Linked DNA regions of Homo sapiens: regions 2, 3, 4 and 5 are each linked to region 1. A link is a loop called in an ENCODE intact Hi-C map of the cell type or tissue named here. Cell type or tissue: Calu3. All regions are shown on one strand.

What was found. Peaks named below come from ENCODE experiments on the same cell type or tissue, not always from the same donor. Only the 100,000 strongest peaks of a DNase experiment are listed, where the experiment ranks them.
Region 2: a loop joins it to region 1, with 2.5 times the contacts of the local background. A loop is called at or near these places in 4 of 110 quality-filtered maps.
Region 3: a loop joins it to region 1, with 11 times the contacts of the local background. A loop is called at or near these places in 6 of 110 quality-filtered maps.
Region 4: a loop joins it to region 1, with 10 times the contacts of the local background. A loop is called at or near these places in 8 of 110 quality-filtered maps.
Region 5: a loop joins it to region 1, with 12 times the contacts of the local background. A loop is called at or near these places in 6 of 110 quality-filtered maps.

The regions. Positions count from the first base shown.
Region 1 is chr5:20,969,723-20,974,722 of GRCh38, reverse strand. No RefSeq gene overlaps it. Among named protein-coding and RNA genes, the nearest start is that of LINC02146, 360 kb to the right of the region's middle. In Calu3, no CTCF peak of the experiment used is centred here; a DNase peak (open chromatin) is centred at 2,092.
Region 2 is chr5:21,149,857-21,154,856 of GRCh38, reverse strand. All of the region lies in intron 2 of LOC102723561 (a long non-coding RNA gene), which reads left to right. Among named protein-coding and RNA genes, the nearest start is that of LINC02146, 540 kb to the right of the region's middle. In Calu3, no CTCF peak of the experiment used is centred here; a DNase peak (open chromatin) is centred at 2,036.
Region 3 is chr5:21,456,937-21,461,936 of GRCh38, reverse strand. It overlaps the pseudogene GUSBP1. Among named protein-coding and RNA genes, the nearest start is that of SNORA105A, 430 kb to the left of the region's middle. In Calu3, a CTCF peak has its summit at 2,541 (motif pointing left); a DNase peak (open chromatin) is centred at 2,526.
Region 4 is chr5:21,800,863-21,805,862 of GRCh38, reverse strand. It overlaps CDH12 (cadherin 12), which reads left to right. Exons shown (of 15, transcript NM_004061.5): 10 at 3,443-3,696. Among named protein-coding and RNA genes, the nearest start is that of SNORA105A, 81 kb to the left of the region's middle. In Calu3, a CTCF peak has its summit at 2,794 (motif pointing right); no DNase peak of the experiment used is centred here.
Region 5 is chr5:21,389,418-21,394,417 of GRCh38, reverse strand. No RefSeq gene overlaps it. Among named protein-coding and RNA genes, the nearest start is that of SNORA105A, 490 kb to the left of the region's middle. In Calu3, no CTCF peak of the experiment used is centred here; no DNase peak of the experiment used is centred here.

The DNA of each region.
Region 1 (5,000 bases):
CACAATTCAAGGCCTAGGGTGAAAGAATAGAATGATGTGTTATCTGTGAAATCTTTGGCTCTGGCCTTGCATGCAGTCACTTCTGCTCACATTTCATTGATGATATCAAGTTACAAAGCCAAGCATGATGTTAATGGGGCAGGAAATTAAACTCATTCAACAGAGAGACACTTAAAACAGCTTGACAATAGAAAGAGATGCAAATCTTTTCATAGTGAAGGCAGTGGATAATTGAAAACATTAATAAAATCTACTAAATTATCGTATTTTCTTCTGTGGTCTGAGATGAGCCACATCAATCCTTTTATGGTAGAAATTCAGCAATATAAAGGAGTGTTTCAGATGCTGGGCAGCTATGTTATGATAATTGTTCACAATACATTTTGAGACTCATTTCTTTTGAAAGATGTACAGTGTTTTAACTTGTTTGGCCTCCTTTGAGTACAAGAATTGTTAGTTGCAAAGTTTGCATCCATAGAGGACAACAGACTCAAACCGTCTCTAATTGCTCAAATAATGCATTAGTACCCATAAAAACGGTTACCTACTAAGGAACGTATTCTGTTCCCCTTCGAAATATTTCAGTTTTATGAAACTACCTTCATGGGTTTAGGAAGTAGATCTATAATACTAACAAATGTGTCCAGCTGGAAGTAAATGAGAAATGATCTGATTAAGAAATATAATCTAAATAAAGCCTTAAATTAGGCTAATACACCATTTGAAAAAATGCCACAATTTCTTAAAAAGACTTTCAAAATAACTGTGATCAGACTACTATTGTTCATTATTTTGAGAATAACTAAATATTTTGTTGAAATTTACCAATGCACTCCAAGAGGAAATGCCCAATAAACTAAAGAAGTGCCTTTTAGAGGAAACTCAGTAAGATTCCATTGTACTGAGCTCTACTGAGGAGAGGGTGTTATGCCTGTGTGGATGATGCAGACTAACTTTCACAATCCCCCCTTGAGGTGATAGAGAAAGAATAACTACAGACAAATCAGTAGCCAGAATATCTCTTTTCTGGAATGGGAAACTGGGAAATGAATAATATAGGCAATTTTTAAGAATAAAATGAAGATCTTCTAAAAAGTTTTGTTGATGCAGTACTGTTTTCCCAGTTTGTCTTTGCAATTCAATAATGAACATGAAAACATAAAATACTTAGTATACTGGAAAAATAGAGATTGAAAACATTTGTTTAACAAGAAGTTAAAAAGAATGGAATTACTTTATAAAAATTAAAAGACAGTGAAATAATTTCCCTGGAAAACTCAAGGTCAACTTTCTTCTAATGGAGGAAAAGGTATTACGCATTAATTTGCTTCAAAATGCATTGACATGTAAAGTTAAAAGAAGGTAATTGAAGCAGCATTGAAGTGAAACCAATTTAGCAGAATAAAAATCAAGTATTGAGATATTTAACTGAAAACAGTGTCCTTTCAAATCAATGAGAAAAGATTTGGCCACTCAATAATCGCTGCTGGATAAATGTTTTTCACTACTTTGAGGAAAAACATCTTCAAACCAGGGAAAAATATGAAGAAATAAGGAAAACAACACAATACAAAATGAAACTTAAACTAAAACAAAAACTAAATTTATCACCCGAGGTAATGCCAGGACACCAAAACCATGAGTAAACAGAAAATCTTTATTTTCAATAAATTGCATCTAGAGAAATGTTAACAAAGAGCTTAAAGGAGAAGAAAGATCTCTTTCAGAAGATAGCTGCTACTTCTAAGGCTGAAGGAGCATGAACAAGGATAGAATCAGAAATTCGAAGGAAGGGCACAAACTCTAAACGAAACTTCAAACCTCGGAGAAGAATGGTGGCCAAAGACACAAGCAGCCTGCTTGGGATGATGAAACATGCTGGCAAGTGCAAGCCACAGCTGGTCTGTAGGAAATGTCTCTACTGAGACAAGCCACAGCTGGTCTGTAGGAAACGTCCCCACTGAGACAAGCCACGCAGGTTTGCAGGAGCTGCCCACTGTTGACTGATGGAGAACCCTGTTAGTGCCATTCACAGTGCATCTGCCAGGGCAACTGCAGAGAATGCCACCAGTGCTCTCACCCCTCCCAGCTGAGCCGCTGGCCACTGGGCAGACAAATAGCCTACCGGAAGAAGGAAGGAAAAAAAGAAAATGCTTTTCTCTTGCTCTGGTTTGCAATGTCTTTCCAGCACCCTCTATTGGCAAAGGCTAACCTCAATTCATACAGCTAAGAAAAAAGTGTCTACTGTAGAGTTCGTTTTTAATGTTTCTGAACTATCCTTACAGGTTAGTGTATGTTTGAAATTATTTCGCATGTAAAAATTTGGAATTCTTTTTCAAAAGTTGGTGATGAGCAACAGTTAATAAAGCAATATGTAAATATAGAAGCAATCAAAGAAAAGTCATAGATTTTTATTCTTATACAACTAAAGTCCAGGGGCAGTGGCTCATGCCTGTAATCCAAGCACTTTGAGAAGCTGAGGCGGATAGATCACCTAAGGTCAGGAGTTCGAGACCAGCCCGGCCAACATGGCAAAACCCTGTCTCTACTGAAAATACAAAAATTAGCCGAGTGTGGTGGCGCACACCCGTAATCTCACCTATTCAGGAGACTCACTTGAACCTGGGAGGCGGAGGTTGCAGTGGGCCAAGATCGTGCCACTGCACTCCAGCCTGGGTGACAGAGTGAGACTCCATTTCAAAAAAAAAAGAAAAAAGAACTCTGTTTTCTAAAAGTCTTCATAAAAATAAATACAAAGGGAAAGACTGGGTCATAATAGTGTGCTGTGTGTGTGTGCGCATGTGTGTACATATTTCTGTGATAGGTGAATAGTTGTAACTTTAGGCAAAGAATCCTGAGTCCTTGGCCATAAGAAAAGAGAAAGCCTAGCTGGTTGATGAAGATATACAGATGTTCAATTACTTTGATAATAAGAGAAAAAAATCAACAACATTTTAAGATATCATTTTTGATGCTCAGTTTTTTATATATAATATAGAGTTTGCTGACAGCTTATGGAGAAATGAGATTGAACATATACCTATTTAGAATTAGAATAGTACAGAAATTTGAGAGCAAAATTTGAAGAATGACTATTATTTGATTCAGCCATTCTACTTTTTAAAATATTTTCCAAATAATCATTCACAAATGTGAACAAGAATATAGGCACAACATTCATGCTTTGAAATATCTAAAAATAAAAGAGAATCTAAAGATGTATCAAGCAGGTATTTGTTAAATCAAATTACATAACATGCTCTGAAATACTATGAATATAGTCATTTAGGCCAATGTATTAACAAACAAGGAAAGAAGTCAATGAAGAAGAGAATGAAAATGGCACATTGAGTAAGACAAAGTGTGTTGGTGTAATAAAAAGTATGCATATGTAAGTTTATTGAATAAGGTTTGAAATAATTCATATTGACCTATTAAAATGGTTGGCTATTTAAAGAGCAACTGAAATCATAACTTTTTACTATATAACTGCTTATTATTTTATTTTTAATTACAATTTATAATTTTTGAAACAGTATAAAACTATTACAGCAATAAAAAAATAAATACCAATATATGTATATAGATCTCCAAGATTCACATAGATTCAGTCTATATATCAAAAATCATAGTCACTGGTTTAATATTAAGCAAAACGTTTGACATTCAGTGTGACAGATTGTGTGTATAGATCTGATTATCACAAAATGTGTGGAAAAACACTAAGAAAATTAAATAAGTTGTTGAGATTATATATGTTTTCTTTCTTTGATTAGTTCATGCTATTTCACACTTTTCAAATATTTCCATGAGGAACATGTGTTTCTTTTATATTAAAACCCCAAACAAACCAAAGCCAAAGGCTCGTTGGCTATTAGATAGATTAAGTGTAAGAAGCAAAGTATTATAAAATTTACACTCAGAATTTTCGGTGATAATAAACCTGTATGTAGTGACATAAACTTGCCTTCCATTGATTGCAAAGTCCTGTCTCTAAGGCCTTGATCAATCCCTTTTGACCCTTTTATAATTAAGAAATTGTCCTGGTATGTACCTTACTGAGTCATAGTGTTGGTTAAATGCACCAAACATTCTACTTAGATCAAAATAACAATTTACAGATATTAGCTAACAGCTATATTGCAGTCTGTTTTATGTGACTTCATAATCAAATGGTTATTATTTATAAGTTTAGCTTTCCTATAATATTTTGTTTATCATTGGTACCCAACACATATTAATAGTAGATATAAATGTTTTAAAAGCACGATTGACCTGAGAAAAGTTCAGCTGATTTATAGTCATAATTTCAAAATGGGCATAAGGTCAAGTCACAAATTTCAGCTGGCATTTGACATTATTGGATCAATAGTATCTCTAAAGTTACTTTTACATTAATTATAACCATTTAAATCAGTTTCCCATTATAAATCATTTATTTGACTTATTGAATTTTAGATTTAATAAACATAATAGAAAAACAATGTTGCCAAAGCAAATTCCTGCATTTAGGATCTAGAAATCCTTTCTACCTAAGGAGACCATGAAGGGATATACGTTGGGTGATACATATCAGAGTTCAGTGGAAACATCATGATTGTGAGAATGAGCAAATATAACAATGTTCTTTTTAGTTGTCCCATAGTAACATTCCATGTCCAGTAATTTGTTAATGTGTAGGACAAACTGGAATCAAGTACTTAATTTGATCACATCTAAAACTAAATTGTACAGCAATAGATGAAATGACACCTGGAGCTATCAACTGTACCTAAATAAGAGGCTCTCGTAATTCAGGGGACAAGTGAAACCACTTCAGTTTTAAATAGATGAGAGGCTGTGAAGAGATAGGATTGGAATTTAGTGGTAGAAAAGGGCTAGGAAAATGTCATTATTGTAACTTTCTAGAACAATTTTTAAAATCTTTTTGTTTTCCTGCATGCTATGTGAGTAATGTAGTTTAAGCCCCCGTAAAAATAGCTTTAACTGTTCAAAAACCA
Region 2 (5,000 bases), 180 kb before region 1:
GTCACATCATTCACAATTTTATGTTCACATTGCACTTTTCATGTCATAAGAGTCAAGAACCTCCATGCTCAGATGCACTCTGCACCTGTGTTGGGAGTTGGCAAGAGGCTCAACTCAGCTGAGTCACCCACCAAACACACTTTGGCACTGTCAGAATAAGGCAAAGACTGCTGCTGCCACAGACTTCTTCTGGTGGTAACTCACACCCGGTATGGAGGGTGGCAGAGGTCAATGGGCAGAGCAGCAAGGCTGGGGTCCTGTGAGGTGCAAATTCCAGGTGTCAGGATCATGAGGGAATAGCAGCTTCAAGTCCTGGACACATGACGCATTATCCCATCAGAATTTACTTAAAAATACAAATTCAGAGATATCATTAAGAATTAGGCCAGGCTTGGTGGCTCACGCCTGTAATCCCAGCACTTTGGGAGGCCAAGGCGGGCAGATCACGAGGTCAGGAGATTGAGGCCATCCTGGCCAACATGGTGAAACTCTGTCTCTACTAAAATACAAAAAATTAGCCGGGTGTGGTGGTGTGTGCCTGTAGTCTCAGCTACTTGGGAGGCTGAGGCAGGGGAATCACTTGAAGCTGGGAGGCAGAGGTTAAAATAAACCGAGATCATGCCATTGCACTCCCGCGTGGAAACAGAGCAAGACTCTGTTTCAGAAAAAAAAAAAAAAGAATTAAAAGCTTGCAATGAAGATCATTAAACTCTTAAGTGCTGGCCCTTCTAAGAGTTGGGCGCTGTGGAACTGTACTAGTCACCCATCCAAAGATTCAGCCCTGCCTAGAGATGGTGGAAAATCTCAAGAATGAGAATATATTCATCTCGCATATTGTTTAATGGAATTGGGGACAGAAAATGGTTGATTACATTTTAGCTATAAAGTAAGATTCATGCAAAATATGCATATATATAGACACTCAGTTGTTTTATAATAAAGATTATTAGTAACAACTTTTGCCGTATAGTTTAAATAGCATTAGTATTCTCTAATTCATGAATATTTAAAAAGTCAGATTGTTTGTGCTCAAGCAAACATGCAGTTTCTTCATTTTCAAAATGCATATAATACTTGAACCTAACTTATTAGGTTGTTGACAAGATTAAATAATACAGAGCAAGGCATAGACGTGGGTCAGTCATATAGAGCTCAATAAATATTAATAATTTGTTATTATTGTTACCATTACTATATTTTGGATTTATGTTTTCTATTAGTAGCACTGCAATACATTTTCTTATACCAAACATTTTTAATAATGTCTCACTCAAACAGATTTCCAGGAGATAAATGATTAGATTAATGATTGTGTTTAAGACCCTTGACAAATCAGTCAACTCATGTACTTCCAAATGGACTTCAAAATACAGTACATGTATAATTAATTACACTTCTACTTGCTGCACAGGAAACACTCTACTTTATAGATGACTAGTTTAATACTTTAACACTCCAATATTTGGAAAAGAGTGTGTGTTTGTCTGTGTGTGTGTGTGTGTGTGTGTGTGTGTGTGTGTGTGTGTGTTGCCCCTAGGTTCCAGATGAGTGAAATTCTGGGAGGCTTAGCTTCAAAATTAATAGCAGATGGCTCTAGAGGAGATACACTGGTTCTTACCAAGTGTCACTGGAATAACACAGGATGCTACACTGATGATATGAGATTGATGTAGAATTAGCTCAAGCTATTCTGAAGCAGCTAAAAGAATCAAGTATTCATGTGAAATGTACCTATAAAATCAATATAAATTTTTGACAGAGTAGTTAGCCATTTTCCATATTTGTATCAAGTAGTTTGGTAAGTGCCTTAGTCGTTGATATTCTTTTGAATATGAGGATCTATTTCAGGCATCAGACACACTTCAGTGTAATGATTTCATAATAGCAATTCCTGTTTGCTACTGATCCAACACATAGCCAAGATAACTTTATGATCACCTTCTGGAATTGCAAAATGCTCCCAATAAATATGGGATTTATGAGTAAATAATGCCTGCTAATGCATATGACTCATTTCAACACCCCTGGCAATCTCTCAGCTGGACATTCTTTTATTTCCTGCTTAAGTCAAGAGTAAATTGAAAACCACACAGCTAACATGACAATTGTGTTACCCTAAGAGATGAGTCATAACTGTGACATAATAATGAATCAAACTCTGGCATATCCTTTTGCAATAAAAGTTGCTGTCATGTGAGTAGACCAGTGGATATTTTATGTAAGATATTTCTGGCATTAAGTGGAACAATTTGGAGTAGGAAAGAGGATTTAATTTTAAAAGTTAATTTCTATAAAAAGTGCCTCTTTCAATAATTCCGATGTGTAATGATATGGAAATATTTTCTTGGTTCAAAATAAACATATAAATATTAAAGAAGTAAGTATAGGGTTTGCATTTTAGCTTTATCTGCATGTCACCTAACAAGTACATTAAATTTCTCAATTGAGAGAGATGATATGGCTCTGTCCTATTCATTATTAAAAGGTGATTTTTCAGCATACAAAAGAAATGTAGTGAAATATAAATTATTTTACACAGACCACATAGTAGAGGATGTCACTGTTTCTGAGAGTAGATTTGTATTGTTTGCTCTTATTTGATTTTCTCAAAAGAATGTAATGTTAATTATCAAACAAAATATTCTGGCTAATAAGTAAACCAAAGCAAAATAAAAAAAAGGTAATAATAAAAAGAAAAGGGGAGACATATAGATTACTTTGCAAAAGCCTTTGGCAGGCTGAGACTGGCAGAGCACTTGAGGTCAGGAGTTCAAGACCATCCTGGCCAACATGATGAAACCCCGTCTCTACCAAAAAAAATACGAAAATTAGCCAGGCATGGTGGCACACGCCTGTAGTCCCAGCTACTTGGGAGGCTGAGGCATGAGAATCGCTTGAACCCATCAGGCAAAGGTTGTGGTGAGCTGAGATGGCGCCACTGCACTCCAGCCTGGGTGACAGAGTGAGACTCCGTCTCAAAAACATAGTAAAATAAATAAAAATTACTCTGCAAAATGTTCCTAAATAAATGTTCTGTTACAAGTATTTTTCAGTGACAGAACATTTGTAGTAGTGATATATTTAAAACTGTGTTCTAATATCCTTTCTGTTGAGGATTATAAAAATAGCATTTGAAGTTAAACACTAGAAATGTTTATTTATAAAATATTTTCTTAATTAAAGAAATGTTAAAATTGGCATGTATTATGTTGGGTTCTTCTGAAATATGTTCTGAAGTTTCATGATAACAAAATAGATTTTTTTCTATCTGAAAATATTGAGATATGTTTCTCCCCCAAGTAGGTATGTTAAACTGTACACATTTGTAAGACTTTGGTTGCGTTGCAAGCAGATATCTTTCAAGAGACAGCTAATAATATCTGAAAGATGTTCTTTAAATCTCTAAACTAACTGTGCTGTTTGGGTCCATTTTCTATTTCAAAATTTTATTGATGATTCTGTTTCTTAAAAAATAACTTGTAATCAAATTATTCATTTTTTTAACAGTTTTCCCTTTTAATGTTACTCATAAGTTCATAGTTCCAAGTATTATATCCTATATATTAAAAATTTTAGTACATTGTATTAAAAAGTCTTGGTAGCATTGCCACATCCATCCCTCATAAAGAAGGACATCAAAATTTCAAAACATGCAGGCAATGGTACTAAAATGTTGCCTGAGCCATTATCTACAATTACTTATGTAAGACTTTATAAAAGTGAACATTCATTTAAAAATGGAATAGCATCATTTTGCATTGTGTCTTAAGTTTTGTGAAAAAGTATATTTTCCATGCTTATAAGGATTATCCGAGAGAAGTTTCCTTTATGCAGCCTTTCTCATGCTTCTTTCCTTAATTCCTAATTATATAACCATCTATATATTTCATTGACTTACATTGAAATGTTAGCTGTCCTGATATGTCTCAGCCTAATATCTAAAATTATGGTCAACTATCTTGATACTAATATGACATAACCCTTGACAATTCTGACTTTTAAAAAAATAGAGAAAAAAATTAAACTATGAAGACACTAGTTGTGAGGAGAACATCACATAGGATTTAATAAATAATATTATATAGTATAAAATCACTTTTAATACTTTTCTAAGAAAGACTTTGTGATTAGTACATAGCTATAAATCCAAGATATTTTCTGATTAACAGGCAAGATATAGAAGTGGCTTGATCTTTTGTCCTTTATGCATTATATAAAAAATTGGAGAAACATATTATTACAACAATTTTAATGTTATGTTCATTGCAGAAGTAAACTAACTACAGATTTCATAATGCTAAATTTGTTACTTGGTAAAGTAAGAATCATAATAGCCAGCCATCAGTTTATCTTTTGTGAATGACATTATATCTAGACACTACAATTTCCTAATCGATCATACAGTTTATGTAATGTTTATACTAATTAGTTAACTGATACACAAAATCAAAATGGTTATAAAATCCAATATAAAATTGACTGGAAATGCACACCTAGATATAAAGATTAATAGTAGTCTAAGTTTTAGTACTTACCTTTAATGTAAGATAAACACACTTTCTCTAGTCTAATTCTCCATGGCTATACTAATTTTTTCTTTTTGTCTGTGAGGTTACCAATTTCTACATGTAATATTAGAGGATTTTTAAGGTGTTGTTGAGAGAAGGGTATATAATTCACCAATTAAGTGTCATTTTCGTTAAAAGGACACTAAAACCTAGACATTGTCCTTCACAGGGTAAGCTAATTCTAGAGGCAGTAGATGGACCACTATTTCTAATTTCACGAATGTAGCATAGTAATTGGGAATTATATTTTTTAAAAAATAATTATTTTTAATTGATAAATTACAGATTACGTATCTTTGGTATACAATGTGATGTTTTGATTTATATGCATACAAACATAGGAACATAAACATAGTGGGATGATTAAATCAAACTAATAATCATATTCATGACCTCACATATTTATCATTTTTTAATGAGAACATTTCAAAT
Region 3 (5,000 bases), 490 kb before region 1:
TTTTAATATACTTACATGAGGTATACATAGTACTTAAACCAATAAAACGACAAATATCTGAACTTCTTACCCAGTGTTTTGCAACTTCTTTCCACAGCTGTTCTTCGAGTTTGTTCAAACATTGCTTCCAAGTCAAATGTGCGAGCTTTTTTACCTAAAAGATGAACAAATGGGAGACTGTGATTGTCTTGCAGTAAGCTGGCCAAACTTTAGGCGATCAATACTGATCAATAAACACTTACTTTGTCTAGTTTATAGCATGGCTCCAATATAACCATAAAATATCAGAGAAGGAGTTTGAGTCACAGAAAACTTCTGATGACAATCCCTTCACTAAGTACTATTAACCAGGCAACTTTCCCATCCTCCTCTAGATCCCTACCCTATGAAACAACAACACTAATGTGGGAGGCAGAATGGAGAATGTCCCAAAAGTTACCCTTTGCAAATGTAATTAAGGTTATGGACTTTTAAATAGGGAAACTATCCTAGCTGGCCCTTAAAGGCAAAGATGCACAACAGCTATGGCGGAAGAAGTCAGAGAGATCCAACGTTTGAGAAGAATTTGAGGCGTTATAGTTGGCTTGAAGACGAAAGGGGCAACATGAGAAGTAATGCAGGTACTTTAAGGAGCTAAGAGGGAAACAGAAATCTCAGCCCTATAACAAGGAACTGTTGAGCATGGAAACATTCTCCTCCTCCCCCAGTAACTTTATCAAAACTCTTAAAATTTTCCCCTATTTGGCACAAACATATGGACACCTTTCTCACTCCTGAGTAAAGGAATGATGTACTAAAATGAAGGATTTATACCGGGTGGGGTGGCTCATGCCTGTAATCACTTTGAGAGGCTCAGGTGGGCGGATTGCTTGAGCTCAGGAGATCGATCAGCCTGGGCAACATGGTGAAACCTCGTCTCTACCAAAAGTATAAAAAATTAGCCAGGTGTGGTGGCACATATCTGTGGTCCCAGCTACTCAGGAGACTAAGGTGGGAGGATGGCTTAAGCCTGGGAGGAGGAGGCTGCAGTGAGCCAAGATCGCACTAGTACACTCCAGCCTGGGTGACAGAGCGAGCCTCCATCTCAAAAAATAAAAAAATAGAAAAGGCTGGGCGCGGTGACTCACGCCTGTAATCCCAGCACTTTCGGAGGCCGAGACAGGCGGATCACGAGGTCAGGAGATCGAGATCATCCTGGCTAACACGGTGAAACCCCATCTCTACTAAAAATACAAAAAAAATTAGCCAGGCGAGGTGGCGGGCGCCTGTAGTCCCAGCTACTCGGGAGGCTGAGGCGGGAAAATCGCGTGAATCCAGGAGGCAGAGCTCGCAGTGAGCCGAGATCTTGCCACTGCACTCCAGCCTGGGCGACTGAGCGAGACTCCGTCTCCCAAAAAAAAAAAATGAATAGAAAAACTACAGAACTAGTATGTGTGAACAGAACCCAAGGCCAATATGTGTAAGTCTACTGTTTAATTACTATCATAGAATTAATACACGCTGGTCAAAAGAGAACAAGAAGACCTTGAGAAAAGGTTCAAGGAAGTTAGAATCCCAATGTTTGGATGAACAGCATTTATAATTTTAAAATGCAAAATAAAAAGAAATCATTTTTCATGTATCAGTCTACTAAAGTTTTGTTTTCATTTTTAAAATAATTTTCTTTTTAAATAATAATACCTACTCTGTGTTGGTACGGATATGGTAAAAATGGCATTCTTAAATTCTGTTAACTTTGGTATAACCTGAAACAAGTTTTTTGATGGGTATTACGGCAGTAAGCATCAAGAAGCTTTAAAAGGCACATACCCAATTTTTCAGCTTTTTAAGTATTTATACTTCTGAATAAACTAGGCTCTCTTTTAGAAATCTACCCTACAGAATTACATATTTTTAAAAATCCTCGTACAAATGCTGTTATTTACAAAAATGTTCATTTTAGCATTATTGGTGACTTAAAATTAGAAAAATCCTTTCTCTTCCTTTCTCTCCAGGACTCTCATAACTGTCACCTGAGTTGGTTCCAACGGATACGCAGAATAGAAGACAAATGGGAGAAGAATATTGACAAACTGCAAGGTATGCACCCGAGCTACAGTAATTCCGAGTTGACAGCTCGATCTCCCCTCCCACTCTGCGGCTCTTCAAACCTCTGCAAAAGGAAGAGGGTCTCTGCCTGGGGCAGTCACTCACCGAACCCCGTGAAGCCCATGGTGACCGCAAGCTGCGGGTCCGGTCCCGATGCGTCTGAGCCTGTCACTGGAGCAAGAAAAGAGAGGCGGCCTAGTTAGTGCGGCGCCCCAGCTCCCCCGACACGGCCCACCCCGCCAGGACTCGCTTCATGAAACCCACCTTCGCTGGGCCCAGAGCGCTCCATGGCTGGCCGCACGCCGCAGAACCAGCCACAGAGACAGCCCAAACTGCAGGGGAACTTGCCAATAACTCGCGGCAAATGCTGGAGGAAGTACCGCCTCCAAGCTACAGCGGCGCCGCCGAAGCCAAGAGCGGCGCCTTCCGCAGAGGGACTGCGGCTTTCTGCGCGGCGCCCCCTACCGGACAGGCGGGAAAGCGCCGCGCAACTCAGACCACTGAAGGGGAGTAGTATCTGGAGTTTCTGTAACATCCTTTCCCTTTTTTTTTTTTTTAAGCCAGAGCCTCTGTCGCCCAGGCTGCAGTACAGTGGCGTAATCTCAGCTCACTGCAACCTCTGCCTCCCGGGATCAAGCGATTCTCCTTCCTCAGCCTCCCGAGTAGCTGGGATTACAGGTGCCCGCCGGCTAATTTTTGTTTTTGTTTGTTTTTGTTTTTGTTTTGAAACGGAGTCTCTGTCGCCCAGGCTGGAGTGCAACGGTGTGATCTCGGCTCACTGCAACCTCCGCCTCCCGGGTTCAAGCGATTCTTCTGTCTCGGCCTCCCAAGTAGCTGGGATTACAGGCGTCCACCACCACGCGCAGCTAATTTTTTGTATTTTTAGTAGACACGAGGTTTTGCCATGTTGGCCAGGCTGGTTTCGAACTCCTGGCCTCAAGTGATCCGCCTGCCTCGGCCTCCCAAAGTGCTGGGATTACAGGCGACACCCTTTGCTTTTTTTTTTTTTTTTTTTTTTTTTTTTGAGGCGGAGTATCACTCTGTTGCCCAGGCTGGAGTGCAATGGCGTGATCTCGGCTCACTGCAACCTCTGCCTCCCAGTTTCAAGAGTTTCTTCTGCCTCAGCCTCCCAAGTAGCTGGCACTGCAGACACGCACCACCACACCCAGGTAATTTTTTGTATTTTTAGTAGAAACAGGGTTTAACCATATTGACCAGGCTGGTCTCAAACTCCTGACCTCCTGATTCACTCATCTCGGCCTCCCAAAGTGCTGGGATCACAAGCGTGAGCCATCGCAAATACAAATATTCATTAAACGTATAGGCTGTCTACTTACTCGATGACCTTTCTACCTAGACTAAAGCCAAAAAACTCTGACACCCTAAAAGATTCATAAATTATTTACTACATAAGGTTTAGATGCATCATTACCAATATTGCACATAGAAATTTAATGTTGTTAGTTGAGCAAACAGATGCCATGACTATTTCTTCTCTTTATAAATCTTGGTGGCTTATGGCAGCAGAAGCCTACTCCACTATTTAGGCTCCTATGACAGCTACTTTTCCCCTATTGAGCAAGTTTCACCTTAAGTTACTACCAAAAAAATTATACAATTAATATATTTTGTACCTCCTGAAAATAACTGTTTATATTATCATCTCAAGTAAAATAAAATATTTTCACAGAGAGATGGAGAGATGTGTAGAAAATTTATCAAATATTAACCTCTTCCTAAACATGGGGTTGAATTCCTCCAGTAACATTGTAACGTTGTTAGAATTATGTGAAAGGGGGCTTTGTCTCAACTATCCTGCTAGTCATTCATTCAACAGCACTCTATTTATGTTGTATGTTTCCCTAAATGTTTCCATTTTTGCCTCCAAACACTGCTAATTTGGTTTGGTTGCTATTTATTTTATACTGTCTTATAAATCCCCTGGAAAGTGTATTGCCCCATGCCTGCACACACTGCAGTACAAGAGTGTACTGAAGTACATAATGGAAGAGTTGGTTTTTTCTGCCACTCCATCACTTGAGTTTAAATAATAAGGAAACACAGAAATCTAAAACATTTTGAACAGTTAAGAATTATTAAAAGAAAGTAGAATGACAAACAGGAAAATTATCTATCCATATCTATATATGTATATCTTTCTAGAAATGTCCAAAAGGACAAAAGAGGAAAAAATGAAGGGAAAATCATGAACCCTTGAATATGAGTCCTTCTGAGCAAAACTCTGTTCTTAGCATTTCTCCACTATTATCAAGTTTCTAGTATCCTCCAAGAAAATACCATATTATCATCCTGGAACTTTGGTAGTATATACCTGTCCTTTCTATCCCTATCTACAGAGACCTGTCTGATTTAGATTCTAAACTGACCTTCCTCATTTTTTTTTTTTTTGAGACAATATTGCTCTGTTGCCTATGGTGGAGTTTAGTGGTGTAATCTAGCCTCACTGCAACCTTTGCCTCCAGGATTCAAGTAATTCTCATGCCTCAGCCACCTGAGTAGGTGGAATTAGAAGTGTTCCTCATTTTTAAAACTCTAGAACACAGAAATTTTATTTGTCTCCCAAAGTCCAAAAATTTAAGAATAAAAGAAAAATTAAGAGTCAGCTTTGATATCCTGACATACAGTCTTCTTTGAGATATTAATACCTTTTATAATAAAAATGAATGGGTATTTTTGTGACTTTTTAGTAAGAAAATAGTGAACCAAACCTGCTTGCACACATTTATATTTACATAATTCTCAAAGACAAATATTTAATTATAGAAACGGTATATATACATATGTACACACATACATACATTAGTGACTCATATTCAAGGACTCATATTCTAGGGTTCATAGTTTTCCCATATATATATATATACACACACACACACATATATATATACATA
Region 4 (5,000 bases), 830 kb before region 1:
TGCAAGAGATAAATTAGTTCAACCTCACAATAATGTATGTCTATCATAGAATATGATTTATTTTCTAGCACTGAAACTAATCCTATTTATTCTATATTTATTTCAAATGCTGGGATTTTTATTGATTGTGAAACTAAAGTTCATTCCCCCCAAAAATGGAGGGTAGTCAGTCAGATGTGTAGGTAAATTCAATTAAAGACAGATCACTGCTGGTTCTCTTTGCCCTTTCTGAGCTATATACCATTTTGTCAAGTGGGATTGCCTAAAAGTCAGGGTCACGAAGAAGTAAGTCCACCTAGGAGACTATGGTGGCATTTCTCTTACAATTTTCTTTAGTTCTTTGATCACTACAGGCTATAAGTTTTCAGTTGCAAAAAATCTGTATGTACAGGATTCTTTTATCTTACTCTGTCTCCCTAACAACCAGATATTTGCCTGCTGTTATAGGTCAGGGGTCCTTAAAAGGCATGGAATACATCTCATCTCTTTTAAAGGTTTCAAAATTCTCCTTTCATGTCTGGCTTGAAAAGGAGTTACCTGTAGAGAGTCAAGATTATCTAGATAACAGTAGTGTGTAATCAAGTAGGGAAAAAAAATTAAGATCTTATCTAGAAAGAATTTGCCAAATCATATAGATAATTAGAAGTACTTCAACATATGAGAAAGTAGAGAGGGAAATGGGGAATGATTGGTACAAACGTTTACATTCTAAGATAGAAGTTAATTTTTGCCTAAGAAAGGGAGTAAGTATGAGCCAGGTCAGCTCAATTTGCTTTCTAGGCAAAAGGAACCCTAAGGTGATAAAAATCAAAGTAGTCTTATACTACAAGTTAAGGATACCTAACATAGACCACTTATATTGTTTAACATTTATAGAGCATTTAGAGTTTGGAAAAACAGAAAACATATTTTTATATGTTCCTTAATTTGAATTAGCTAGTGCACGCTTCTATCTTACACATCATTCTCTCTCCGATATCTTCTAACATATTGAATATCTCTTAAACACATGTAATTATAGAGAACTTGGTACTTCTTCAAACTCACTCATTAAGCAAGATGGCAATATTCTGTAATTTGTTGAATGAATTGAGAGGCAAGTCTTGTCTTTTCATCTTTCCATCCTTACAGGATGCATGTCAAGCCTTGCCACCACGTAAAACATCTATGTGTGTGTGTGTGTGTGTGTGTGTGTGTGTGTGTGTGTGTGTGTGTGTGTTTTAATTCACTATAGAATGATTTTATTTATTAGAGGTTTTCTCTTTTTTCTAATCTAAATTTACTCTCGTTAATAACTCAAATTACTATTAATTCACCACTCAGAGGCATAAAGAATAATCCTAAGTAATGTCAACATAATGGCCCTTCAAGTATTTGAAAATGTGTGTCTTTCCTTGCCTTGGCAGTAATTGTAGTGGTTTCTCATTTTTGGCTTTGGTAATATTTTATCATTCTAGTCTTGCAATAAGTTGTCTTTTCTTGAGTCTGATTTCTTCAACAAAACACAGTATTCAAGCTTTAGGCTGATCAAAGGAACATCACTGGGTGATCCTCTCTCTTTTTTTCAGATACTACACTTCTATTCATGTCATCAAAGGCCACATTATCAACCATCGCATATTATGCATACTATTCTTTGCTTATATAGGTATTAAGAGAAATCAAAATTTCTAACAGGAGAAATATGAAAATGAAAGGAAATCAATATTATAAGTTAACAGGTATGAGGTTAGCAAATTAAAATATAGAAAAGTAAAAAGAAAACATTGATTACAAAGCAGATAAACACATAAATAAAAATATGATAAAAGGAATACCTATAGGGAATTAATAAATATAGTTCCTGCTGCATAAAAAAGTATGGTGAAAGAGACTGATGTCATATTCAAGTGAAATTGCTGTTTTGTTATAATAAATTCCATGAAATTGTGAGTTTTCGAAGATTTAAAAGTGTTTTTTTGTTTTTGTTTTTGTTCCTCAGAGGAAATGCATAAAATGGCAATCATATCTTAGAAGGAGAAAAATATCCATCCTTCCTTTATTTTCCCCAGGTGTACTACAGTAAAGGAACAGGTACTGACACAGCAATTAGCAACTTACTGGGGTCAGACTTGAAGGAATTCCTTTAGAAAACATAAATTTTTAAAGGTCCCAGAAAATCACCATGTTAATGTTAAATTCGTGTTGTCTCAGATTTTCTTAGATGATCAGAGGCCAGAGCCATTGACCTTAAAATTATCACTTAAACAAAGCACCACAGCAGCACCATATTTCAGGAATAGTGTATTTTCAGTTATTGTGGACATAAAATTAATATTTAGAGTGAGGGTGCAAGTAAGCAGCGATAAGCTAAAACTGAGCATCCGTGACTCCATAGAAAATGACTTTCTATATTATGTTTCACAGCCTTCTCTAATTTAGTCATATATATTAATATATAAAGCCACAATTCTTGGTAATGTGTATTGATGATGTGTTACCGCGCCCATAATTTATATATACAGTTCTGAGAACACACACACACAAAAATTCTTTTTAAATTAGTACTATGTATGCTTTTAAATACTGATACAGACATTTACTAGTAAAAAAAATAAAAAAAGATCTAGACATCCAAAAGTATTTAATATAAGATGCCATAAAATAAGACAACAAAATATGGAGTTTTCATGGGACCACTTTTTCAATACCAAATTTACAGCTAGAATCTAGAGTATCTTCAATGATCCTATTTCATTTTTATTCATTTTTTTGTTTATCATTGCTTTGTTCCACTAGATGTCAGTATTGGATAAGAGCAGAGAAATGCTTCCCTGAACATCTGTTCTGTTGCTGTTTTAACTTTGCTCATATAAAATGATTAAGCCCTACCTAGCATGTATGTCTGCACGTAAATGATGAGTTTTTCAAACATAGGCAACTGATGATCTTTACAAGTTACCCAGAAACTTCTACATGGACGTGATTCTTTTCTTAAAATGTTTACCTTGCTTCTGTAATCCCAGTCCTTTGGGAGGCCGAGGTGGGTGGATCACCTGAGGTCAGGAATCCGAGACCAGCCTGGCCAACATGTTGAAACCCCGTCTCTACTTAAAATACAAAAATTAGCCAGGCATGGTGGCGGGCGCCTGTAGTCCCAGATCCTCCGGAAGCTGAGGCAGGAGAACCGCTTGAACCCCAGAGGTGGAGGTTGCAGTGAGCCGAGATCACACCACTGAGCTCCAGCCTGGGAGAGAGGGAGAGACTCTGTCTCAAAAAAAAAAAAAAAAGAAAAAAAAATGGTTTGCCTTGTGCTGCCCTTACCCACTAGTTATTAAGAAAAATGAAAATTTTAAACCAGTATAATTGATAATAACTTGCAAATTGCTCTGAAGTAATGTTCACCATTTCTGCCACATTCTATATAAATTTACTCCTTATTCTTAATTTGTCCTCACTACAGCCTTTAGATTTTGAAACAAAGAAGGCATACACTTTCAAAGTTGAGGCTTCCAACCTTCACCTTGACCACCGGTTTCACTCGGCGGGCCCTTTCAAAGACACAGCTACGGTGAAGATCAGCGTGCTGGACGTAGATGAGCCACCGGTTTTCAGCAAGCCGCTCTACACCATGGAGGTTTATGAAGACACTCCGGTAGGGACCATCATTGGCGCTGTCACTGCTCAAGACCTGGATGTAGGCAGCAGTGCTGTTAGGTGAGAAAAAGAAACATTTTTTTTCTATGTTTCAGGAAAACAAAACAAAACAAGAACAAAAACCAGAGAACCAATTCTCTGTCCAAAACTGCATGATGATTTAATTATAGAATATGATGCTTGAAAACATAATGACTTTACATAAGAATAGAGGAAATGTTATAGGATTGGGGGGAAAACATATTATCAACTATTGCAGCAGTGTTTACTAGTGGTGTTATAACCAATAGAGGTCTGATTCTCATGTCACTCAAGGTAACAAATCTCAACTCTTCATGTATAAACGGGATTTAATAACATAACCTTTTAGAGAATGATTCTCATAATTAGTAATATTAAGATACTTTGAAAGTGCCTAGAGTATAATAGACATTAATACATTTTATAATTACTCTAAAATTTCTGACCCCTTACCCAAAGTTAGTGTTTGAAAAAGTTATTGCAATTTGCATGTCATTTTTTCCAGTGTAACAAACTTGTCTACTGTTGTTGAGGTGAAATGAGTAGAGACACAGTTAGAGTCAGTCCTAGAGTAAAATGAATTTATGGAATTGCTCAAAGCAAATGCTTTGCAAGAAGCTGCTTCCTGCTCATCTCTCTCCCACTGTCACTCTCTCTCAACACATAAAGTCCACTAGTACTATCAAGACATAATACAATTTCCCTTTTCCTCATTTATGCATTGACCCAGCAGTATGTTTTGAGACTTTATTTCCCATTCGTTCTATTGTATGCTTGAATTTTCTGCCGCGTGCCTACAGCTGTTGAGAAACCAATTAAAAGACAAGTATGAGATTTGTTCCTGAATCTTCTGTCCCGAAAGAAGCTTACTATGCAAGAACCAAAATAAGAAAATATTAAGTAGGTTTTTAAAGCAAAAACACTTTATTCTATTGACATACAACAGACAGATATCTTGTAAGATTTTACACTATGTGACAAGTAAAGATTAAAACAATGGATCAAGTGTTCAGTAGTATCCTTAACACAGTAATTGCATATAGTGACATCTCAGGAAATGGCTTGACAGCATACGTAACTTGCTCTTTGGATTTATCTGAATCCATCACCTATAATTACATGAATACTACCTCAGTCAGTTCTAGCTGCTACCATCCATTAACACATACTGGATGTATTAGTTCGTTTTCACACTACTATAAAGAACCACCCTGAGACTGGGTAATCTATAAAGTAAAGAGGTTTAATCGATTCACAGTTCCACATGCCTGGGGAGGCCTCAGGAAACTTACAATCATGGCGGAAGGAGAAGCAGGCGCATCTTACATGGCAGCAGGCAAGAC
Region 5 (5,000 bases), 420 kb before region 1:
TTATAAAAATCTGGCCTGTTTTTTCTCAGTGATTTTCTTAGACATGATATCTAGCTACCTATTTGTGGTAACCTTGATTCATTATTTTTTAAATTTCTGAATATTTTAGTGTTTAAAATTCTACTTTAGGTTTTCCTCTCCTTTTTCTGTCTTTTATTCCTACATTTTTTCCCCTAAAAAATTTTTCTTCATCAGATTTCCATGAAAATGCAAATACCAGTGTTTGAGGGTTGCAGTTAAGGTAAAGCAACATAATCCCTCATGAAGTTGGTATTTATCTAAAAAGCTAATGAACACCTGGCTTAGAAAAAAAAATATTTTACACTGGCTGATCCTGATCATTTCTTTGTTTTAATTTCTCTATAAACATACAATACAATTCTACCACGATATTTTCCTGTCTCGCATTCCTTAAGACAATCTTTTCTAGGAACTGAATATTTTCACTCCAGCTCTCTAATTACCTAATGAGAAGCCAACTCAGATACTTCTTGTGTTTTGTCTCATATATCCTTTATAGTCCCAAAATACAAATGTGCAACTTTTCGTACACTGACCAATATCTCTCTCTTACATATTTTCATTCCTCATGGCCCAGTGAGTTCATCCCAGCTATTCAACTTTTACTGAACCTCAGCACCTGGCTGCTCATAAATCCCAAATTCCATAATTCTCAGTGTGCTCCCTGAGAATTTCATATTTAGAGCATTCCTGTATGCTATGAAACTTGGCCCAGGCGTTTTCTCTACCTCCAGGACTGAAGAGTCTTCCTGCTCACCCAGAGATGCACCAGTAGTATAGTATCCCTCAATTTAGGAAAGCTGGACCATGCCCTCTGTCCTTCATTATCATTATTATTATTATTATTATTATTATTATTATTATTATTATTTTCATGTCACTGGTTCTCACAACCTCTTTAAAAACAAATAATAACACAAAGAAACAAAATATACAAGAAGAAAAATCCAGAAAGCTCAGAACAGTCAACTATTATCATCAGCTTCACCTTCATTTCTGCAATCCAAGGAAATCTGAGTTAATCTCTCCACTTCATAGGAGACTTTGGCTCCTGTCTCCAGGCCTTGTTCTACACTTCAAGTCTTTTTCTTTTTTTCTTGAGATGGAGTCTTGCTCTGTCGCCCTGGATGGAGTGCAGTGGTGCAATCTTGCTCACTGCAACCTTCGCCTCCTGGGTTCAAGTGATTCTCCTGCCTCAGGCTCCTCAGTAGCTGAGACTACAGGCATGCGCCACCACGACTGGCTAATTTTTGTATTTTTAGTAGAGACAGGGTTTCCCCATGTTGGCCAGGCTGGTCTTGAACTCCCCACCTCAGGTGATCCGCCCACCTCAGCCTCCCAAAGTGCTGGGATTTTAGGCATGAGCCACCACGCTCGGCCTACTTCAAGACTTTTTAACCCTGTAGTCAGTTTCAAGGTCAGTGAGAATGACTGGTGCAAGACTGTAGTCTTTTAGTTTCTTCACTACCTCAAATCTATTGAGATTCTCCTATGCCAACTTTAACCACGCATGTCTACAGTCATACATTTTCCGTTTTCATTTCAAGTGACTACTGGTTTAATTAAAGTGTTCTCCTCTTTGCACCTACAGCCTCTCATTCTAATATGTTATGAAATTTCTAGATTTGTTCTTCATTTCATCAATAATTTCAGTTACATTTTTGCCAATGCTCTAAGTTCATTTGTCCATATCCTGTATCTCACTTGCTTTGAAACAGCTTAACTCTAGGAGAACATGATAGAACATACTGGAACTACCATAAATCCATAAATAGCAAATTCACAGAGGATTTTAACACTATCTGACTATTCTCTTGCTAACTCAGTCACTTGACTTGTCTGCCTAATTGTCTCTCTTCACATATCAGAAATCCATAACCTATGATCCCACATCATAACTACCCCAGTATGTGATATAATCCTTTCCCTAATGGATCCCTTTCCCTACTACCTTCTCAGAAACCGCACAGTCTATTGCTCCTTATCACTTTTAGATGGTTAAACTCTTCCTCTGACACAGAGACTTACTATCTGTTTTTAAGCATGTTCAGGTGGCAAGGACAAAGCTGTGACTGTATTTTTATTTCTCATCTCATCTCAACAACAAAACTTATCAAAGAGTTCTATGCATTTATTGATTCCATTTCCACAATTCTTATCTAGTGTCCATAGATATTGGGCCATCATAACAAATTTTGTGGAGAGTAATAACTATAACATAAATGGATGTGGGAAGGGGTGGTGTTTTGTTTTCGTTTTTTTTTTTTTCTTATTTGACCTTTGCCATTATTCATTAATATTCAACATACACTCTAACATGAAGCATTCCTTTCCTTTTTTCTTTGTTGCTAAGATGTCATCTTCATCGTGTGTCCCTCCTACTCCTTAGATCATTCCCTCTCTGTCTCCTTTGTAGAGTCACTCTTCTTCTGTGCACAGTCATTGAATGCTCACTTCTTTGCCCTCTCCCTTGCCACTCAATGTAACCAACAGGCAATCTCAAACACAGAGCTTCACTGTTAATCTATATTATGTGACTCACAAAATTAAATTTCCTGTATATCTTAGGCCTCTCTTTAAAACCTCAGGCCCACATATACAATTTATTTTGTGACAGTTTCCCTTAGAAATCTGCAAGTCATCTTAAGCTCACCAGGAGATAATTAAATCCACAGTGCTCCCATTTGTAACAAGTCCCTTTTCAGTGTTTCTTATTCCACCAGGTGGCACCCTATGTATCCCTTTATGAAAACCAATATTTCAGATTATTCTTGATACCAATCTCCCTCCCTCTTATTCCATATTCAATCTACCCTTATTTCTTGCTGATTTTTTTCTATGTATTATACAAATATGTCCACTTATCATCTTCTCCACTCACCGTTCAGGTCAAAGCTGCATTTGTAGATGAACTATTAATATTTCATTAGCTTGATAACTAATCTCCCAATTCCTCATTGAACTTTTCCATTCTAAATTACATGCTGTAACCTGGGTAATAATTATGAAATTCAAGTCTGCCCTTCACCTAAGTATTAAATCATTTCAATGACCTCTCTTTGCCCAAAGGAAAAGATCACAATTCTTAATAAAGTCTGGTAGAGACCTACCCTGCTAGCTTCATTTTAAACTTGGGCTAAGCTACCTAATATCAAATGCAATTATTTCTGTTCTGCCCTAATGACCCCAGGTGGGGTTTGGAACATTACATGAGACTGGCTCTTCCCACACACCCTAAAACAGAAGAAAAACACAAACTGCGTTTTCTTTACAGACTGTGGTTTAAAAGTTTTTGTCCACAGTGACAGGAAGAAAGCCAATGGCTCTGATATATCACCTCTTACCGCTCTTTCCCTCATTTCACTTTCTGTCTCCCAAAACTAATTACTTTTTTTATTTTTCTTCAAGATACTTACACGAGAACATTTATTCCTCCATCTTTAATTTGCACAGACTTTCATCCTCCTAGAAATATGGTAATATTTCTAGGAAAAAAGGATAAAATAAACCTAATTTTCAGGAAGCAAAATAAAAAAGGAGTCAATGTTTTTTAATATATTATATGAATTACTTCTACCTTTCCAATATTCAAGCTGTATTTGTTTAAGTCTATTAATATAATATAATGTCATATGTACAGAAAGCATTTTGTTTTACTCAGGACTTAAATAGTGAAATCAACTAAGAGGCATCTTTTAGACTGACAAAGCTGATTACTGAAGCTCTCACTAAATTGTAGAAGCAATATTTTAATGGAGTTTTTATGGTCAATCAATGGTAAATATTATTGCCATTAGATTTTTCTATTAATTATAGTTTTACCTATCCTCATGTATTTTTCTATTTAAAAATTACCCTAAAACTTAATGGCTTAAAATAATAAATATGTATGACACAATTTATAGAAGTCAGGAAAATGATGGATTTGGGTAGGTGGTTCTGACTCGAGGTCTGTCATGAGTAAAGGTTGCTGTCATGTTGTTGACCCAGGCAGCATCCCCTAAAGCCTTTAACTTGTGTTGGAAGGTCCATGTCTTAGTTTGTTTGCACTGTCACTACAGAATACCATAGACAGGGTAGCTTATAAACAACAGAAATGTTTCTAATGGTACCGGAGGCTGGATGGTGCAAAATCAAGGTGCTTGAGGATTTGGTGTCTGGTCAGAGCCCACTTTTTAGTTCATAGATTGCTGTCCTCTAGCTCACATGGCAGAAGGGGCAAGGATGCTTTTTGGGGTCTCTTTTATAAGGGCACTAATCCCCGGCTGGGCACGGTGGCTCACGTCTGTAATCCTAGTACTTTGGGAGGCTGAGCCAGGCAGATCACGAGGTCAGGAGTTCCAGACCAGCCTGGCCAGTATGGTGAAACCCCGTCTCTACTAAAAATACAAAAATTAGCCAGGTGTGGTGGTGCGTACCTGTAGTCTCAGCTACTCAGGAGGCTGAGGCAGAAGAAACACTTGAACCCAGGAGGCAGAGGTTGCAGTGAGCTGACACGGCGCCACTGCACTCCAGCCTGGGTAACAGAGCAAAACTCTGTCTCAAAAATAAATAAATAAATAAAAATAAAAAATAATAATCAAGGCACTAATCCCGAACATGAAGACAGACTATCATCTACCAAAAGCTCCACCTCCTACTATCATTACATTGGGGGTTAGGATTTCACAAATTCAGTGCATCATAGTCTGCTTCTAGAATGTTTAATCATTTGGCTGGATATCAAATAGGATGCCTTGGTTCTTTATGTGAGCTTTCCAGAAAAGAGAGTTTGGAATTATTTGCATGGTGGCTGGGCTCGTAAAGAGTTGAAGGAGAGAAAGAGAGAGAAACACCAGTAAGGAGCAAATTAGTTCACTCAAAATTAAAACCCTAGCCTTTGTGACCTTGTCTCAGAAGGTAACATTCCAATCCTGTGGTGTTTTATTTCTTAGATGGGAGTCACTCAGCTTAGCCTGCCTTCAAGGGGAGGAGTATGA